Regions from separate parts of the Homo sapiens genome. Here region 1 is linked to region 2. Evidence: read pairs that join two places in POLR2A ChIA-PET (ENCODE). Cell type or tissue: OCI-LY7. All regions are shown on one strand. Links, peaks and the distances in the headings refer to the core of each region. The heading gives the core; the rest is flanking DNA.

Region 1 (10,956 bases), core at 851-8,850, 100 kb before region 2:
AATCACAAATCAATGTAGGTGGGAAATAATTATTCAATAGATATACCCCATATCAAAATAAAAGGCAGTTGAAGAAAAGACTTCTTTAAGATATCATTAAATTCTGTATTTTTAATTTTGCTTTTTTTTTTTTTTTTCTGAGACAGGATCTCACTCTGTTGCTCAGGCAGGAGTACAGTGGCACAATATTGGCTCATTGCAACCTCCGCCTCCCAGATTCAAGCGATTCTCCCATCTCAGCCTGCCGAGTAACTGGGAATACAGGTAGGCAACACCATGCCTGGCTAATTCTTGTATTTTTTGGCAAAGATGGGGTTTTACCATGTTGGCCAGGCTGGTCTCGAACTCCTGACCTCAAGTGATCTGCCCACTTGAGCCTCCCAAACTGCTGGGATTACAGGCATGGGCCACTGCAACCAGCCTAATTTTGCTTTTTTAATTGACAAATAGAAGTTATACATATTTACTGTGTACAAAATGTTTTAAAATAAGATACATTGTGGAATGGCTCAATCAAGCTAATTAGCATACTCATTACCTCAAATATTTATAATTTTTTGTGATGAGAACACTTAAAATCTACTTAGTGATTTTCAAAATATAATACATTGTTATTTATTATAGTCTTCATGTTATACAATAGATTTTGAACTTATTCCTCCTACCTAACTGAAATTTTGTACCCTTTGACCAACATCTCTCCAAGCCCCCACCCCTAGTCCCTGGCAACCATCATTCTACTCACTGTTTCCAAAAGTTCAACATTTTTAAATTTCACATCTAAGTGAGATCATGAAGTATTTGTCTTTCTGTGTCTGGCTTATTTTACTTAACATAATTAATGTCTTCCAGGTTCATCCATCTTGCTGCAAAGGACAAGATTCTTTCTTTTTTACAGCTGAATAGTATTCCCTTGTGTATATACACTACATTTTCTTGATCCACTCATCTGCTGGCAGACACTTAGGTTGATTCAACAACTTCACTATTGTGAACAGTGCTGTCATGAACATGGGAGGGCAGGTATCTCTTCAACACATTGATTTCATTTCTTTTGGATATATACCCAGCAGAAGTACTGCTGGGTCATATGGCAGCTCTATTTTTAATTTTTTGAGGAATCCCCACACTGTTTTTTATAACGGCCATACTAATTTGCATTCCCACCAACAATGTACAAGGGTTCCCTTCTCGCCACATCTTCATCAACCCTTGTTATCTTTTGTGTTTTTGATTACAGCCACCCTAACAGATGTGAGGTGATAGGTCATGGTGGTTTTGACTTATATGTCCCTGATGATTAGTGATGTTGAACACATTTTCATATACCTATTGGCCATCTGTATGTCTTCTTTTGAGAAATATCTATTCTAGTCCTTTGCTTTTTTTTTTTTTTTTTTTTGGACAGAGTTTCACTCTTGTTGTTCAGACTGGAGTGCAATGGCGCGATCTTGGCTCATTGCAACCTCCACCTCCCAGGTTCAAGTGATTCTCCTGCCTCAGCCTCCCAAGTGGCTGGGACTACAGGCTCACACCACCACACCTGGCTAATTTTGTATTTTTAGTAGAGACGGGGTTTCACCATGTTGGTCAGGCTGGTCTCGAACTCCTGACCACAGGTGATCCACCTGTGTCAGCCTCCTAAAGTGCTGGGATTACAGGTGTGAGCCACTGTGCCCAGCCGCCCATTTTTTAATCAGGTTAATTGTTTAATTTCAATTGAATTTCTATCAGATCTGGGGAATGCCAGACCGACAAAAAAGGATGGGTCAACAGGAGATCTCGTTACAGTCAAAGACTGTGTGCTAGAAATAAAGGTTTGCCACAGCTTGTTGTGGAACATGGAAAAAAAAATTGAAGACTCTCAAATGAAACCATTCTGAGTGATGATGAAGTCTAGAGAATATCCCTTGTGTGTATTTCTGAAGAAGTACTGGTGGCCATATGACTGAGAACAACTTTGGACCAGGATAGTGGACATTCCCTGCACATCATCATGTAGGAATGACAAACGGAGAATGAAGAAGACTACTAGCTGTGTGCCAAAGCTCTCCCAATACACAAGGGAGAGAAACAGAAGACAGTACTGACAGCAACCAAAAGGACCAAAGGGCATCAAAGATTCCCTGCCACTGGAAGCCACGTACCTGTTGGGAACACTGGCTAGACAAGAAAATGTCAACAGCATCGCTACCTTCTCCCAAAATTATCTGGAGTGTAGAAGATGGGCCAAAGAGGAAAACCAGCTCTTGGAGAAGAAATGTAAATGGAGAGGTCTTCTAAGAAGTTGAGAATAAGGGGAAATTGTTTACAATGGAATGAAGTCTGAGTAAGGCTACAAGAGCAATGGAGAGAAGACAGAAACACAGTGAATCATGAGGTTAAAGTCAGAGAGATTCGATGACCAAGGGAATTAATATTTAGGACAGAGGCTGATTTAAATTCATTCACATTTTATTCATTCAAATAAAAACAATTTTTACTGTGGGCTTGCTATATACCAGGCACTCTTCTAGGAACTGGGACATAGCAGTGAACAAAGTTATAGCCCTCATGGAGCTTACAGTACACTGCGAGAAAAAGACAATAAATAAATATAAAGTGTGTCGTATGATAATTATGCAACGTTAGAGGAACAGGAAGTGCCAGCAGGGGTGGGGGCATGTCTCACTAATAAGGTGACATCTGAGGAAAGAGTTGTGGGACAAGAAGGGCCAAGACATGCAGAAATCTAGAGGAACGGGGGAGGATTTGAGGCAGAGAGAACAGTAGTGCCAAGGGTCGGAGGCAATAATGGCTCTGGTGTGCTCAAACAATGAGTGGGCAGAAGTAAGAGACAAGGTCAGAAAATAATGGGAGCCCACTATTCGGGTCACGCAAGACTCAGGTACTGTGTGTCGGTTTTTACCCTGAGTGAGACAGAATTCCACTGTAGGATTCTGAGTAGAGGGTGATAGGATCTGACACAGTGCAAAAGGCTCACTATAAGTGCTATGCAGAAAATAAACTGGAGGCCGGGCGCGGTGGCTCACTCCTGTAATCCCAGCACTTTGGGAGGCCGAGGCGGGTGGATCACGAGGTCAGGAGATCGAGACCATCCTGACTAACATGGTGAAACCCCGTCTCTACTAAAAATACAAAAAAAAAAAATTAGCCGGGCGTCGTGGCGGGCGTCTGTAGTCCTAGCTACTCGGGGGGCTGAGGCAGGAGAATGGCGTGAACCTGGGAGGCAGAGGTTGCAATGAGCCGAGATCGTGCCACTGCACTCCAGCCTGGGCGACTGAGCAAGACTCGGTCTCAAAAAAAAAAAAAAAAAAAAGAAAAAGAAAAGAAACTGGAAAAGGGCCAGGACAGAGGCAAGGAGAGCAGGCAACAAAGAACTGCAGGAAGCCGAGAGCAGCCACTCGGACCTGTGCAAGGAGGTGCTCAGAAGACATGGAATTCTGGGCACGTTTTGAAAGCAGACATGATAAGATTTGCTAGAATAAATATAAGGTTCTTTGCCTGAGAAACTGGAAAGACAGAGTTGCCATTTCAGGACTCAGGAAAGATTAGAAGAGGAGTAGTTTTGAGGGAGAAATAAGTATAGCTTAACACTGTTGAATCTGACATACATATAATTCACTCAGGTCAAGAGGCTGGATGGGCAGTTGGATAAAAATCTGTACCATTCAGAAGAAAGGGCCAGGCCATAAATTTTTTAAAACCTTAGAATCATCTGCAGATGATATTTAAAGTCCTGAGACTAGACGAGATTTCCATCCCAGGGAGTAAGTATAGCCAGAGAAGAGAAGTCTGAGAATAGAGACCTAGAGCTCTCAAATATTTAGAAATCAGCTTGGCAGAAGGATTCACAAAAGCTGACTGAGAAGCAGCAGTCAGCAAGGGAGGAGGCAAACCAAGAGACTAGATGTCTTGAAAGCCACATGAAGAAAGTTTATTTAGGAAAATGGAATCATCGACAGTGTCAAACACTGCTGACAGGCCAAGAAAGATGAGGACTGGGAATTAACAGCTGGATTTAGCACCATGGAGGTCACTGGTGACCTTGACAAGAGTTATCTTGATGGAGTAGTGGAGGTAAAACCCTGAGGCAGATTAAGAAAGAAGAATAGTTGGAAACAGAAATGCAAGTACACAGAACTTTCCAGGAGTTTGATTATAAAGAGGAGCAAAGAAAATGTGAAGGGATTGTGACGTGTTTTTTTAAAAAATGAAAAGCATTACAAATGATTATATGAATAATCCAGTAGAGAGAAAAATTATTGATGCAAGAGAAAAAAGAAGCAATTGCTGAAGTTATGTGCTCAAGTTGTGGGAGTGATATAAAATGTATCCATAAATAAAAAGGAGGAGAACAAGGAGGAGACAGAATATTTCAGTTCAGTTGCAGGTAGTTACGTGTGGTGAAAGCAGAAAGACATGACTACATTTTTTGATGGCATCTATTTCCTCAGTGCAACAGAAGCAAGTTCATCAAATCAGATACATACGGAGAGTGAGGGAAGAAGTGCTGCAGGGTAATAAGGAATCAGAGAGACCGATGGGGTTGAGGAGTAATTATTTAATTATTTAGGTGCCCCAACCCAGTCAGATTAACATCTAAAGGACTGAGGCCCGAACAAAGAGTCAAGCTACCTTTTAAGCATTTTGTGGGGCGGGGGGAGATTTGTACAGGGGGAAGCGTATTATAGAAGTGAGAAACAAAGACAGTTATTTAATTAAGATGTGCGTTATATTATTTTTTACTTTTTAAGGAATAACACGTTTTAAGACTTGAGATTATCTGTTGAGTGACCTTGCAGCTGCGCAGCTAGAGAAACAGTGTCTGTACAATGCCTGGGAAAGGGAGAGATAAGGCTCACTAGCCTCAGAAAGAAAAACAGGCAGTTAATTTTAAAGAACTCCAGCCCTTTCTCTTCCTCAAGGGGAACTGGGTTTTTGACATACAACTGAGTTTTTGCTTACACAGTTTTTAATTTCTTTTAATTCCTATTCCAGAAGGAGTATGTAAATCATATGGGAGAACAAATGGAGCAAATATAATAGAAATAAGAGTCAAGGTAAGATTAAATGGCCTTTAAAGTTCCAGGCAAGTCCAAGCTAAAACCCTCAGCAGTGCTGGCAGCCTGGTGGTGCTGTAAAACATGAGAGCCAGATTCCTAGATGCTGAGGCAGATGCAGGTAGAGTCCCCAAGAAATACTAGAAGCTTGATGATTCTAACAGATATCCTAGCTCTCTCCTCCCCTTTCCAGCCAAGCGCTTCAAAATAATAGCCTGTGCTTGCAGACTTCTACCTTTCACCACTCACTCCTTCCAGCCACTCATCAAACTTCACACTCATCGACCAACTCAAAGTGGTCAGTAAACCTAACAGGAAAATTACACTTCATGATTTTTGCTGAGCTCTATGCAGCAACTTCTGTCAGCAGTCTTCCTCCCTCTCTGTTGTTCTCCCAGTCTCCCTCACAAGCTTCCCTTTTCCTGCCAGCCTTTAAACAATCTTCTCTGTAATTTCTGGGATGAGCACCCATCTATTCTTACTCCACAAGCTCTTCATAGGTAACATCAAATACTCCCAGGATTTCAACATCAATCCCAAGGAAGCCCCTGACCACAGTGTGAGAAGCACTGGTTTAGGGTATTAGCAAGAGTGAGTGAAGTGACTGGCCATGATACCAAAGTAGATTAGGAGAAAACTGAAACTAAGGGTAGGCTGATGGACAGGAGAAACAAAGACTTCAATCACCTAATGTTCACGGTACAGAAGTAGCTGCAACGAAAGCACTTGACCAAGGAAGCTGCAAGAATAGAATGTTTTGATCAAAGGATGTTTCTGAATTTTTTAAAAATTATGTTTAAAGGTGAAACACAATCATTTCATAAAATCCAGGGAAGGCTGGGTGCAGTGGCTCCCGTCTGTAATTCCAGTACTTTGGGAGGCTAACGCAGTTGGATCACTTGAGGTCAGGAGTTCAACACCAGCCTGGCCAACATGACGAAACCCGGAAACACAAAAATTAGCCAGGTGTGGTGGCACACGCCTGTAATCCCAGCTACTCAGGAGGCTGAGGCACGAGAATAGCTTGAACCTGGGAGATGGAGGTTGTCATGAGCCAAGATGGGGCCACTGCACTCCAGCCTGGGCAACAGAGCAAGACCCTGTCTCAAAAAAAAAAAAAAAAGAAAGAAAAGATTCAGGGATTTAGTGCACAAGTGGTAGATGAGAAAGCATGAAAATGGAGAAAAGGAAAACAAGTAACCAAAATGCATTGGATAAGACTAATGGAAAATAATACATTTAAGAGTACAAGTAAGGCTAATAATTTAAAAACAAATGTAAGTATTATTATTGAAATAAAAGTCATACATTAGGGCCAGGCATGGTGGCTCACACCGGTAATCCCAGTACTTTTGGGAGGCCGAGGTGGGTGGATCACCTGAGGTCAAAAGTTCAAGACCAGCCTGGCCAACATGGAGAAACCCCGTCTCTACAAAAAATACAAAAATTAGCCAGGATGGTGGTACACGCCTGTAATACTAGCTACTCAGGAGGGTGAGGCAGGAGAATCGCTTGAACCCGGGAGAAGCAGGTTGCAGTGACCCAAGATCACGCCACTGCACTCCAGCCTGGGTGACAGAACAAGACTCCGTCTCACACAAAAAAAAGCTACACACTATGAAAATAAGAATACAACTATAACAGACCAAAACAAAAATCACAGAACTCATTAGACTGTGTTTCTAGTTTCAAAAGTAGGACGAGGAGTAGGTTCTACTCTAAAGTTGTAAGTCTCTTCCAGAGACAGAGTCAGAGGGATGAGTGAAATAAAAGAAAGCTATAATGATGCCTATTCTCCCTTTGTCCAGGATGAAAGGAAATTCCTAACCAAAAAAAAGAAAAAAACAGTCCAGCTTCTCATCACTAAAAGTGAAGTACACCTGAATGAAAAAAAAAAAAAAAAAGATGGGCTCTATTCTGGCATCTTGTGATACTGTGAACAAATTGAGCTTTGCTCCTGGTCAGGGAAGGAACAGCCATGCCCTATTTCAGAGCTCACAGCAAAATACCCACTGGGATGCATGTCCTACTGTGCTAGCTAGCCCAGAAAGAAGGCAACGCAGCCCTGGAAGAAGGAGGCAGCATGGCTTTAGTCCTGATGCTGCTGATCAAGAATGGCTAGGCACTTGAGAGGTGACACAGTCATAAGTAACTGAATAGTACCTTTAATATACATTGTTAAAAACTAATATTCTTAAATTTGAGGAATCACACCTGAATCTAAATTCAGACTGGTGCGTTATAATCAAATTGTACCACCCAGCCTTTCATTTAAGGCCTATCGGCTTCAACTAATTTCAAGTGAAGAATAAGTATCATAAAAGAGTGATGAGTACAAAGTGGGTTCAAGGACTGCTATCACCAACACATTTCTAACAAAACCCATGATGGATATACCAATTGCCCTGATTATTTGAATGTATCAAATTATCATGTGTACCCCAAGAATATATACATCTAATATGTATCAATAAAAAATTAAAAATAACAAAATCCTGAGAGAGAAAGCAAGTGAACTATTTTTAAACCAATAATCTTATATTCCATAGCAGAGAGGTCACAGATAATGCAGCCTGGGCAATGGAGCAAGATTCCGTCTCCAAATAAATAAATAATAAGCTACCCACTAAAATAATTAAAATTAAAAATACACTTCTTTGAAATTACCCTAACAACAAGAAAAATAAAATAGAAAAATCCAGACTATGTAGTAAAAGACAGGAAGACAAAAATAGTTATGAAGATAATAATGTAATAAAGATGAGACATATTTAAATCAATAATAGTAAACGGGAAAAACTATTAAAAGAAAACACTGATAGAATGATACATATCTTAAAACAAAGTGACTCAGAAGGGTTGAAAATCACAAAATAAACAGAGACATACCAGACTGATGGTAACAAAAAAGAAAGATGGGTTGAAATTTTTTTTTTTAAGAGACAGGGTTTTGCTCTGTCACCTAGGCTGAAGCGCAGTGGCACAATCACAGTTTACTGCAGCCTTGAACTCCTGGGCTCAAGTGATCCCCCACTTCCATTCGCCATGTAGCTGAGATTACAGGTGTGAACGACTGTGCCCAATTCAATTTATTCTTCTCTCAGACAAGGCTGAATTTAAGGCAAAAGTGTGAAGTAAGACAAAGTAGGGCACTTAAGGAAGAATGGTGTAAACCACAATGGGAAAAGAACTGTCATGAATCTTCATGTACCAAAAAGCACAGTACCAAAATACCTCAGAAAAAAAAAAACAAAACAGGAACAGTGGCTCACACCTATAATCCTAGCTACTCAAGAGGCTGAGGCAGGAAGATCACTTGAGACCAAAAGTGATCACTTAACGACACCCTGGGCAACCTAGAGAGACCCCATCTCTGCAAAAATAATTTACAATTTTTTAAAAATTAGCCGGCATGAACATGTAGTGCCAGCTACTCAGGAGGCTTAGGCAGGAGGATGTCACTCAAGCTCAGGAGTTCAAGGCTGCAGTGCACAGCTATTGCTCATGCCACTGCACTCCAGCCTGGATGACAGATAGAAACCCTGTCTTTTAAAAAAACAAACAAACAACAACAACAAAAACAAAGATGCCAAATATGCAAAGATAAATCATGCCATAATCATGCCACTACACTCCAGCCTGGCAACAGAGTGAGACCCTGTCTCATTAATTAATTTAATGTAAATAAATACATAAATGTAAAACACTATTTATATTAGCATTCCACCAAAGCAAAATACTTAACTATAAATCTATCAAAATATGTACAGAATCTGTATAAGAAAGCTATAAAACTCTGAAAGAAATCAAAGAACTTAATTAGTGGAGAGAGATTGCATGTTCATGTATAGGAAGACTCAATATTGTCAAGATGTCGGTTCTTCCCAACTTCATCTATACATTCAGTGCGATTACAATTACAATCCCAGCAAGTTATTTTGTAGATATCAACAAACTGATTCTAAATTTTACATGGAGAAGCAAAAGATCCAGAATAGTCAACACAATATTGAAGGAAAAAAACAAAGTCATCTATTACATAGTAGGGTGGCTATAGCTAATAACAATGTATTGTATAGTTCAAGACAGCTAGAAACGAGTATCTTGAAAGTTATCACCACAAAGAAATGATAAGAGTTTGAGGTAATGGACATGCTAACTGCCCCTTTTTGATCATTACACAATGTACACATACATGCACTGAAACATCACACTATACCCCATAAACATACAATTATGCATATAAACAAAATTAATTTTAAAAAGAAGAAAGAGGACTGACACTACCCAGTTTCAAAACATTATAAGGCTACAATAATTAAGACAGCATGACATTGATGGAAAAACACAGACAAATATAAATATAGATCCACAGAAAAGACAGCCCAGAAATATACCCACATAAATACGATCAACTGATCTTTGACAAAAAGAGCAAAGGCTATATAATGAAGAAAGGATCACCTTTTCAACAAATGGTGCTGAAACAACTGGACATCCACATGCATAAAAATGAATCTAGACATAGACCTTATACACTTCACAACAATTAACTCAAAATGGATGATGATTACAAACCTAAATGCAAAACACAAAACTGTGAGACTCCTAGAAGATAACAAAGGAGAAAATCTAGATGGCCTTGGGTTTGGGGATTGCTTTTTAGATACAGCACCAAAGGCATGATCCATGAAAGAAAGAATTGATAAGCTAGACTTTACTAAAACTTAAAACTTGTGCTCTGCAACAGACACTGTCAAGGGAATGAAAAGAGAATCACAGGCTGGGAGAAAATATTTGCAAAAGACTCCTCTGATAAAGGACTACTATGCAAAACATATAAAGAGCTCTGAAAGTTCAACCACAAGAAAACAAACAGTCCTATTGAAAAATGGCCAAAGACCTCATGAGTGAAGATACGCAGATAGCAAATAAGCACACAAAAAGATGCTCCACATCAACACAAAGTAAAACAACAAGATACCTGTGATGACACACCTATTAGAATGACTAAAATCCAGAATACGAACACCACCAAATGCTGGTGAGGATGTGGGGCAACAAGAACTCTCATTAATTGCTAGTGGGAATACAAAATGGCACAGCCACTTTGGAAGATAACTTGGCAGTTTCTTACAAAACTAAAAACACTCTTACCATATGATTCAGCAATCCCGTTAGATTTGGTATTTACCCAAAAAAGTTGAAAACTATCCACACAAGAACTTGCACAGGAATGTTTATAGCAGCTCTTTTCATAATTGCCAAAACTTGGAAGGAATCAAGATATCCTTCAATAGGTAAATAACTAAAATGTAGAAGATCATTCAACACTAAAAAAAAAAAAATGCAAAAGATGGAGTAAAGACTTAAATGTAAAACCTAAAACTATAGAACTCTGGAAGAAAACCTAGGAAATACCATTCTGGACACAGGCCCTGACAAAGACTTCATGACAAAGACACTAAAAGCAACTGCAACAAAAACAAAAATTGACAAATGGGAATCTAATTAAACTAAACAGCTTCTGTACAACTAAAGAAATATCAACCGTAAATGACAACCTACAGAATAGGAGAAAACATTTGCAAACTATGCATCTGACAAAGGTCTAATAAAAGCAACCCCACTAAAAAGTGGGCACAGGACAAGAAAAGACACTTTTCAAAAGAAGACATACATGCAGCCAACAAGCATATGAAAAAATGCTCAGCATTATTAATCATTAGAGAAATGCAAATCAAAATCACATCTCACACCAAGTCAGAGTGGCTATTATTAAAAAGTCAAAAAATAACAGATGCTGGTGAGGTTGCAGAGAAAAGGGAATGCTTATAAACTGGCTAGTGGAACTGTCAATTAGTTCAGTCACTGTGGAAAGCAGTGTGGCAAT
Region 2 (10,956 bases), core at 1,995-9,994:
AACATATTTATAGATCATTGCCTCAACTGGAGGCCCGCGAAGGCCCAGATGTATCACTGCTTTCAAATTTATTTATAGATCAATGTCCTGATGTGATAAACAGTTGGCTTGTAAACTAAAGATACTGAAAACCACAACATACAACTATGAATTTTTCCTTTTCTTTACTGTGCAAGAGATGTCAGCGCAGGTCTATAGTCCGGGGACAACTCCTTACTCATCTGATGAATGGGATGAACCATGTCAGAGGAAGAGCTAACCCTGCAGCCAAATTCTAATAAACAACAGGCTCAAGACCCTTGTCGACAAGCTCAGCCCAGACTCCAAAGTTCCACTGGAAGCATCTCCCACAGAAATGGCCTTCTCTGTGTTGCATACGACCCTACTGCTACAGCTTGGTGCTGTCCAAACTCCGGGGAGAGGAACCGGAACCTTTCAGTTCTTGGCTCAGCCATTCCATAGACAATATTGCAACAGGAAACGACTGAGGCTGTGGCGGCCTCTGGAAGTTCATTTCTGCCCACGTGTATCTGCCTTGAGTGTTCTAAGGCACTTATTCATTCATTTGTTCGTTTGCTCACTTGCCCGTCAAACATCTGAGTGCTGACTGCATGTCAGGAGTTTAAATAGGCCCTGGGGTAGAAATGTGAACAGTAGTCAGTTGAATAGGAATCGGAGGGCTAGACTCAAAGTCTCATGTGGGAGACAGAGGTAAGCACAGAGAGTTCCGTATTGTCAGGGTTACCCATCAGGGCACCAGGCACAGGAGTGGAGGACAGAGGAGGCCTCTTGCCTGGGGAAGCAGGGAATCCATCACCCAGCAGAGCAGAGGCAGAGGGGCAGAGAGGGTGCCAGCCAGAGGGCAGGTAAGGTGCCAATGTAAGTGCTGCCCTGTGGCAGCATGGGGTTCCAGCTACTGGGGAGACTTGAGCCCAGGAGTTTGAGGCCAGCTTGGGCAACATGGTGAGACCCTGTCTCTTCAAAAAAAAAATTAAAAAAAGTAGTCAATGTGTGTGTTGGGTGGGCGGGGAGGAGTCCAGAATGGCCTTAAAGGCCAAGCATGAAGGAACCCGGCACTCCTGGTACACATGCAGCCACTGAATGATTTGAGGAGGGGAATGGGACATTGAAGAAGGGGAAGTTTGGGGACTTGGGGACGGTGGAGTCAGGGCTTCTCCCCTCTCCAGGAGGCTGACCTCATGTTACTGGGAAAAGACGAAACCGCCTGAGACCACTCGGTATAGGGAGGGTGTGGGGGATGGGTGCTTACTCTCCCTGGGAGTGCAAACCGGCACAGCTTTTGGGTTGGAAATTTGGCATTATCTGTTAAATTTAAAAATAATATTCCTACCTTTCCCTAAGCAATTTCCAGAAGGAAATTCTTGTAAAATTTGCACAACTCTGCAAAATACACAAAGGGAAGTTTACTATAGCATTTTTTTTTAGATGGAGTCTCGCTCTGTCACCCAGGCTGGCGTGCAGTAGTACAGTCTCGCCTCACAGCAACCTCTGCCTCCCGGGTTCAAGCGATTCTCCTGCCTCAGCCTCTCTAGTAGCTGGGACTACAGGCGTGCGCGACCACGCCCAGCTAAGTTTTGTATTTTTAGTGGAGACGGGTTTTCATCATATTGGCCAGGCTGATCTCGAACTCCTGACCTCAGGTGACCCACCCACCTCGGCCTCCCAAAGTGCTGGGATTACAGGCGTGAGCCACTGCACCTGGCCTACTATAGCATTTTGTAATAGTATAAAAAAAATGTACGTTGTTAAAAGAAAACAATAAAATATTCCCCATTACCGGATTGGTTACATAAATCACATCCATAAAGCCACTGAAAAGAGTGAGGGATCCAGACTTTCCGACTCCAGTGTGCAAGCGAATCATCCAGGGAGGCTGTGAGAATGTAGACTCTGCCTCAGGGTCTGGGGAGGGCCTGAGGGGCTGCACTTCTCATAGCCTGCAGGTGCACAGCTGCTGCCACCCTGGGGCCCTGCGCCAGGTAGCCAGGACCCAGATGACCAAAAGCAAGCGGGAACATCAGAAACAGTATATCCTACATTGGTTTAAAAAAATAATAATGCAAGTTAATATACACATCACATATCCAGAAAGATATGCATTTCTGGAAGGAAGAACTTATGGTGGACTTTTCCTTCTACATTTTATATACATAATTGTAACATTTCAATTTTTATAATAATCACGAATTATCTTTGCAACCAGAAAAAAAAACTCAACATGTTAAGGTAATCGACCAATAAATTGATGCATTAAAACAAAAAAATTGTGAACCTGAGTCAAAAGTTACACTTTATTATTATTATTATTATTATTATTATTATTATTATTATTATTATTTGAGACAGAGTCTCACTCTGTCACCCAGGCTGGAGTGCAGTGGTGTGATCTCAGCTTGCTACAACCTCCATCTCCCAGGTTCAAGCAATTCTCCCACCTCAGGCTCCCCAGTAGCTGGGATTACAGGCATGCGCCACCACGCCCAGCTAATTTTTGTACTTTTAGTAGAGTTGCGGTTTCACCATGTTGGCCAGACTGGTCTCGAACCCCTAACCTCAAGTGATTCACCCACCTTGGCCTCCCAAATTGCTGGGATTACAGGCGTGAGCCAGTATGCCTGGCCACAAGTCATACTTTAAATCACATATGATATTACTTTTAATTACTTTTTTTTTGAGACAGGGTCTCACTCTGTCGCCCAGGCTGGAGTGCAGTGGCGTGATCTCAGCTTGCTACAACCTCCATCTCCCAGGTTCAAGCGATTCTCCCACCTCAGTCTCCCCAGTAGCTGGGACCACAGGCATGTGCCCCCACACCTGGTTAATTGTTGTAATTTTTTTAGAGATGGGGTTTTGCCAGTGTTGCCGAAACTGGTCTCCAACTCCTGGGCTCAAGTCATCCTCTCGTCTCAGCCTCCCAAAGTGCTGGGATTACAGGGCTATTATTTTTAAAGAGCTGTTCTAATCAGAGCCCCAAGTGGCTACTTTTTTTCCAGGCTGGGGGACGTTCTGGGATACAACAGCCTTCTGTCCACCCATCCGGATTGCAAGGTCCTGCAGGCTGCAGGGTGGCCTGCGGAAAATGCAATGCCGTTACTGTCCCTCTCTCACCCTCACCCACGCCCCACCCAAAACATGGCCATGCTTCCTGCTGCTCCCAGAACAAACACAAAACACTCCCGGATCGGCAGAGCTTTCACGCCCGGCCCTGGCCACCTCGCCAGCCGCATGTCTCACGCAGGTCTCCTCATGCCCGGCACTCTTGCTGCCCTTCAGACCCTAGTGTGTGCCACCTGCACCCCACAAACCGACCTCAGCATCATCAATGCGCTGGTTCATGTTTGCATTCCTCTCCTGTCCAGCCAGGTGGCAGAGCCTCCCATTTCCCCACTCCGAGCCCCTTTACCCAGGACTGTGGAAATAGGACTCTTTCCCATGCGACTGGGTGATGAGGCGCGACCGGGTGACGAGGCGCGACCGGGTGACGAGGCGCGACCGGGTGACGAGGCGCGAATGGGTGACGAGGCGCGATTGGGTGACGAGGCACACGCTGGGTGAAGAGGTGTGCGCTGGGTGACGAGGTGTCGTTGGGTGACGAGGCGCGAATGGGTGACGAGGCGCGATTGGGTGACGAGGCGCGACTGGGTGACGAGGTGCGAATGGGTGACGAGGCGCGATTGGGTGACGAGGCGCGACTGGGTGACAAGGCGCGACTGGGTGACGAGGCGCGATTGGGTGACGAGGAGCACGCTGGGTGAAGAGGTGTGCGCTGGGTGACGAGGTGTCATTGGGTGACGAGGCGCGAATGGGTGACGAGGCGCGATTGGGTGACAGGGCGCATGCTGGGTGACGAGGCACGTGCTGGGTGACGAGGCGCGACTGGGTGACGAGGCGCAAATGGGTGACGAGGCGCGATTGGGTGACGAGGAGCACGCTGGGTGAAGAGGTGTGCGCTGGGTGAAGAGGTGTGCGCTGGGTGACGAGGTGTCGTTGGGTGACGAGGCGCGACTGGGTGATGAGGCGCGACTGGGTGATGAGGCGCGAATGGGTGACGAGGTGCGACTGGGTGACGAGGCGCGACTGGGTGACGAGGCGCATGCTGGGTGACGAGGCGCGTGCTGGGTGATGAGGCACGACTGGGTGACGAGGTGTCGTTGGGTGACGAGGCGCGACTGGGTGACGAATGGGTGACGAGGCGTGACCAGGTGACGAGGCGCAAATGGGTGACGAGGCGCGATTGGGTGACGAGGTGCATGCTGGGTGACGAGGCGCGTGCTGGGTGACGAGGTGTCGGGTGACGAGGCGCAACTGGGTGATGAGGCGCGAATGGGTGACGAGGCGCACGCTGGGTGAAGAGGTGTGCGCTGGGTGACGAGGTGTCGTTGGGTGACGAGGCGCGACTGGGTGAGGCGCGAATGGGTGACGAGGCGCAATTGGGTGACGAGGCGCGACCGGGTGACGAGGCGCGAATGGGTGACGAGGCGCAACTGGGTGACGAGGCGCGATTGGGTGACGAGGCGCGATTGGGTGACGAGGCGCGAATGGGTGACGAGGCGCGACTGGGTGACGAGGCGCGATTGGGTGACGAGGCGCGAATGGGTGACGAGGCGCGATTGGGTGACGAGGCGCGCGCTGGGTGAAGAGGCACGACTGGGTGACAAGGTGCGCTGGCATCTGCAGGGTCACAGATGCAGGGGTCTTTCAAGTGGGGAGCAGCCAAAAATGCTCACATTAGGCCTCCCTCATGTTAGGATCTTCGGTTGAAAAATCTCCCACATAGGCCGGGCGCGGTGGCTCACGCCTGTAATCCCAGCACTTTGGGAGGCCGAGGCGGGTGGATCAAGAGGTCAGGAGATCGAGACCATCCTGGCTAACACGGTGAAACCCCGTCTCTACTAAAAATACAAAAAATTAGCCGGGTGTGGTGGCGGGCACCTGTAGTCCCAGCTACTCGGGAGGCTGAGGCGGGAGAATGGCGTGAACCCGGGAGGCGGAGCTTGCAGCGAGCCGAGATCGCGCCACCGCACTCCAGCCTGGGCGACAGAGCGAGACTCCGTCTAAAAAAAAAAGAAAAATCCCCCACAAAGTATTAGAAGTCCTGGCTTCAGAGCAAAGAAACCTCCACCCCAGGAGATCAGAACCAGCGCAGATGGCCCAGCGGCCACCGGCCAGGCCTCAGAGAACGATCACAGACAGAAAACTCACGCAGGTCAGCGGCCTCAGGGAGTTCACCACCAACCACTGAGCCGTTCTGTGCGCCAGACCCCGGCTGAGCACTCGGCGCAAGTAATCGATTTTCACTCATGGGGTTCCTGTGGAGCGGGATGGCAGCGAGGCTGCGGGCTCCTTTTCCCCAGTGAGTCGCGGAGGAGGACTGAAGGAGGGGCCTGGGTTCCGGGAGCACCAGCGGTGCAACCCCGGGGGAGGCCCTGGTCTACGGCGCGGGGAGCTCAGCCAGTGCGGCAGGCGTGAGGCTGGGCGGGAGGAGAGCTCTCCCGCTCCGCTGACTCACCTGGCGGCCTTGACACACAGAAACAGGCCCCAGCTGAAGGTGCGGCGGGCCGGCACCCTCCTCTCAGGCTGGGAGCTACGGGAATCCTGGCTCCCCCCAGGCTCCTCTCCATGAACCGAGTGGCAAAGCCTGCGGGATGAGCAGTGTGGGGAGGTGTTTGTGGAGCCCGTCACCCTTCAGCCTCTGAAAGACTCACCGTCAGACCAAGGAGCTGAGACCCCAGGAGAACGCACCCTCGCGGAGCCTGAGTCCGCAGACGTCTCAGTACAACCGCCCCCAAATGAAGACCTCAGAGGGCAGCCGACAGCTTGGGAACAGTGAGGGAAGGAGCAAGCAGCCCTCAGGCCCAGCACAGCAGCCACTCAGGGAGCACGGGGAGGGCCGGTGTAAGTTCCAAGCTGAAACGAGCATTTTTATAACAGCCCCGTGGCGTCGGCACCACCGCATCCCATTCCACAGATAGACCCAGGCTGGAGAGGTGAGCAAGGCCACGTGGCTGGAAATGGGGAGATCAGGGTTTCACCCCAAGCCTGAGAGCCCAGGGCCGCGCTGCTGACTACTCTGTGTGCATCTGGCAGCTGAACCTTCCTGTTCCCATCACCGTGAGGCCGTAAGTCTTGCTCACAACTACTTCCCACCTACCTAGCTCAGGTTCCTGGCAGGCGCCAGGATCCCCGGGAACTCCCCAGCACAGCCTGGTCTCCCAGCAGCCCGAGCAGACCGTGGTCAGCGGCTGATGGTGACCAAGCCCTGACGCTTTGTTCCAGCACAGCCAGAGTGCAGGTCGGGCTCCCACCCACAGTCTGGGGCGGGGACAGGTGGATGGGAGCAGTGCAGAGCACAGGAGGGCAGCTCCTGGAATGGTGACAGCCAGGGAAGGGAGCAGGGCTGCAGACAAAGGCCAGGCAGAACAGGGACATTGGTACAGTAGAGAAACCAGCTCTAAAATGATGCCTCACGGGCTGGGAAAGTGACTTACTCCTGACTCCTGTGTACACACAGTACCCTGAGGCGGTGAGCCGAGCCCCGGCTGCCGCCAACGCTCACTCCTGTACAGCACCCAACACACTGGGTGTTGGGGGCCCCTGTATCTCGTTTCTACACACCACAAAAAGTGCGGCTGTTGACCCAGAAGATGGAAATGTTTTCAGTGAGAAGATGCAGGGCTGTAGGTGTAGGTTGGAAGAGACGGGAGAGTGTTCAGCAGAAACTTGCGCCTGGCCCTCTGAATGGGGGGAAATGAATTTCTGTCTCCCCACACTTCCCGAACTTCTGTGCCAGAGCTTCCTTCCCCACTTCTAGACAACACCCCAGGTGCATCTCAGAGCTTTTCCAGTCACTTTTCAGCTTTAGAACAGCATCCTTTGCAGATTTTTAAAATAAATTCCAGCTAGACTGAAATCAAAATTTCATCTTTCCACCAGTTCAGACCTCACCTCAGTTCAGAAATCTGCTAGGAGGAGTGGGGCCTTTTCCTCACTTCCCTAACTTAGCGCATCCTCACATTATTGGGGGCTGGAGGTGCAGGGGGCACGATGTCATCCTCCCCTCTGACAGTTCCCCCACGCAGGACACTCTCCCGATGCCTCCTGTCCCCTGGGAATGGGTGAGAAAGCCATGCTTACGCCCTTGCCACCCTCTGCCTCTTCTTCTCTGACAGGGAAGGGTCTCAGGACCTCCCCAGCCTCTCTTGGCAGATCCTGCAGCTCCTGGACGGAAAAGAGGGGGAGCTCATCACCTACAAACCTCACCAGAGCTCCCAGGAAACAGAAAAAGCCCACATTCTTCCTGGTCACTCCACAGCACCCCCCCTTTCCTTCTGGGTCCCTTCCCTGCTCCAAACACCCCCAGCTCCCTGGAGACTCAGCCTGGACCACCGCAGACCATAGATGGGCAGACACCAGGGCCCGCCTTCAGGCGGAATTGTGCCCATCTGTGCTTCAGAGCCTTTCCCTGCACAATGAAGACGTGGTCTGCACCTCACATGGTGGCTGCCGTGAGGATGAAGGACGAGGCTTGGGAAGCCATCTGCACAGCTTCTGTCCACTGCAGGTGGGATACATGCTCTTGCTGCCCAGCTTGGCTTTCCTTCTGCCCGATGCCCATCCTCCACTCCAGCCAGGCAAGCTCACTGTGCCATGTGCCAGGCTCATTCAGAAGCCCTCACCTCCTCCCGCATTGTCCATGGGAAGTCCCACATCCTCTCAGGCATCAGAAATGCCCCTCTGAGTCAGGGTCCCCCCATCCCCCGCCTTTTCCAGGACACGCCCCTCCCCCTCCTCCTCCTCCAAGACAGGGAGCCCAGGGCACCAGGACACTTGTGCTGCAGGAGTTAGCGAGGCAATTCGGAGAAAAACGAGACAGATAAAAGTTGGAAAGGAGAAGGTTGGGACAGGGAAAGCTGATTGTCCCCAATATCTGTTCTTTTCATGTTCTCTAATAACAGAGGCCCAGATTTTTGGATGAGCACACACTCTTCATACATGTTAGAAGATGTAATGATCCCATTGACAAAAACAGAGTGATAAGACACTTAAGAATAAATTCTGCAAGAAACGTATGCACAACCTATATGAAGAGAACACAGACTGTCTGAATGAATGGAAGGTATATACTGTCCTTAGAGAGGAAGATTTAACATCATAAATATTCTATTCATCTTTCCACCAGTTCAGACCTCATCTCAGTTTAGTCTACAAATTAAACACAACCCCGGTTAAAATACCAACAGCATTTTTCATGGATGATCGTTAATTCTAAAGTTCGCTTTTTAAGTTGGGTGCAATGGCTGTCACTGGTAATCACTGTACTTTGGGAGGCTGAGGCAGGAGGACCATTTGCACTTAGGAGTTTGAAACCAGCCTGGGCAACATAGCAAGAACTCCTCTATACTAAAAAAATAAAATAAAATAAATTAGCCAGGCATGGTGGCATGCACCTGTAGTCCCAGCTACTTGGGAAGTTGAGAAGGGAGCATCACTCGAGCCCAGAAGGGCGAGGCTGCAGTGAGCTATGATCATGCCATGGCACTCCAGCCTGGGCAACAGAGCAAGGCCCTGTCTCCAAAAAATATATAAAAATAAAGATAAAGTTTTTTTTAAAACAAAAGCACTAAAGAAAACAATTACGAAAATGAAGAGTAACAAGGAATGAGAAGACTGATATTAAACTACGTTATAGAGCCATAATAGTTAAAGCAGTAGAGCACCGAGGCATACACATGCTGGAAGATTAGGAAAAAGAGAGCCCAGAGATAGGCTCAAATACATTTTAAAAACTGCTGTATTATCAAGATGGTGTTTCAAATTGGTGGAGAAAAGGTAGATTTTTCATTAAAATGTACTGGCATTGGCATTTTCTGGGGAAAAAATAGGTTGGTCTTACCTTGTTTTATACATCAAAATAAAAAATACATTGGTCAAAGATTAAGTATTTTAGGAGCCAGGTATGGTGGCTCGTGACTGTAATCTCAGATACTCAGGAGGCTGAGGCGGGAAGATCACTTGAGGCCAGGAGTTTGAGACCAGTCTAGGCAACATAGCATCCCTTAAAAAACAAAAATAAAAATAGCTGGGCAGGATGGCTGAAGTGGGAGGATCACTGGAGCCCAGGAGTTTGAGGCCATGGTAAGCTATGATCCTGCCTGTGAAGAGCCACTGCATTCCAGCCTGGGCAACATCGAGAGAACTTCATCTCTAAAAGGAAGGGGGGGAATCTTTAAAAAAAAATCCTTGAGTGGGGAAGAGCTTTCAAAGTATAATACAAAACTTTAGAAGTCATAAAGACTGATAATTTTAACAATGCAAAAGAAATTTTAATCGTCCATGGCAAAAAAATAAAAATGAAACTAGTCAACTAGAGAAAAATACATATTTGCAACATGTCATGAACAAGAGCCAATTTCCTTAATATGTAAAGAGCTTCTGTAAGAAAAGACTGTCATAAACCATAGAAAAATGGGCAAAGGATATGAATCGCAATTTTGCAGAAATGAAATGGAAATGGCTCATAAGCATATGAAGGATGGTCAGCTCCACTTTTACTGAGGAACATGCAAATTCAACTTAATGAGATTTTTTTCTTCCATCAAATTGGCAAAGATAAGTTTCATAACTTTCATTCATTGATGCAACTTCCATGGATGGTCCTTAAGCAATATTTATCAAATTTACAAAATACACACCATCAATTTCAGAATTCACACACTTCTAAGAATATATCCCTTAAACTGTACTCTCACATGAAATGCTGTGTGTGGAAAGCTATTCATTGTAGCATCATTTTTAGTATGAATGTGTGGGAATAAAAACTATCAGCAGGGGCTGTGTCACTAAATGATGGACGGCCTCTCCATCACTGACTTTGCAGCCAATAAAAAATAACAAAGCATCCATTCATTCATGTCTATTTACCGAGTGCCACTAACCCTGGGGACAAATCCACAGACCAGAAGTCATGCCCTGGTGAGAAGGAGACAACAAACACATAAGTCAAATGGGGAGGGAAGTGCCAAGGAAATAGGATGACAGGAAACAGGATTTTGAGGCTGCTGCAGCCTCAAACAGGGTTGTCAGGATGGACTCGCTGAGACTTTTGAGCAAAGGCTGGGATCAGAAAGGACCAGGAGCCTGTGCCTGCGCTGGAGCGGGGGGAAGCGGCGGGAAGCGGCGGGAGAGAGGGGAGACAGGGTCAGGAGATGAGGTGAGGGCAGATCCAGCAGGACCTCCAGCGTTCCTGGAGAGTGAGCTGGCACGCAGCCACGTGGTCCTATTTTCATATTTTAAAAGCATGCCTTTGGCTGCTATGTGGAGAGCAGACTGAAGGGTTGAGGGGATGAAAGTGGAGAGACCAGACAGAGGCCTTTGCAATAATCCAGGCAGCTATGATGGTGGCAGGGAAGGTCCATTGGTCCCTCCCTCTGCTGCAGGATGGTCTACAAGATACATTGTTAAATGAAAAAAGCAAGATGTGGAACAGTGTTTTGTAAACTAGCACTCATGAGACACAGCACACACACCTATTTATGCTTCATTGAGTATAGAATCTATTGGGAAGATCACTTCAGAATGATATATTGCTGCTTCATGGAAGGAGAACTGGGTGGCTTGTGGACAGGCACAGCACAGAAATTGACCTTTTCATTTATATCTTTTTGTACCTTTTGAATTTTGGACCCTGTACATAGAGTATATTGCTTATTAAAAATTAAATTACTTATTTTTTTAAAGTACCTTAAATATTTGAGAGAGGAAAATATTTGCACATAGGAGATACAGAGGATTATTCAAAATTTTTTATTTGTAAAGAATTCCTTGCCGGGTGTGGTGGCTCACACCTGTAATCCCAATACTTTAGGATTTGAGCTTAGGAGTTTGAGACCTGCCTGGACAACACAGGGAGACCCTGTCTCTACTTTAAATTTATAT

Evidence for each region. Peaks named below come from ENCODE experiments on the same cell type or tissue, not always from the same donor. Only the 100,000 strongest peaks of a DNase experiment are listed, where the experiment ranks them.
Region 1: POLR2A ChIA-PET joins it to region 2 with 10 read pairs; 4 of 35 experiments call an interaction of 5 or more read pairs at or near these places.

The regions. Positions count from the first base shown.
Region 1 is chr7:156,837,666-156,848,621 of GRCh38, forward strand. All of the region lies in intron 1 of LMBR1 (limb development membrane protein 1), which reads right to left. Among named protein-coding and RNA genes, the nearest start is that of LMBR1, 50 kb to the right of the region's middle. In OCI-LY7, for the core only: no CTCF peak of the experiment used is centred there; no DNase peak of the experiment used is centred there.
Region 2 is chr7:156,937,390-156,948,345 of GRCh38, forward strand. LOC105375605 (a long non-coding RNA gene) reads left to right here and starts at 5,168. Exons shown (of 4, transcript XR_001745007.1): 1 at 5,168-5,227; 2 at 5,339-5,569; 3 at 5,721-5,916; 4 at 7,191-8,395. It also overlaps LOC105375604. RefSeq lists an enhancer at 4,034-4,799. In OCI-LY7, for the core only: no CTCF peak of the experiment used is centred there; no DNase peak of the experiment used is centred there.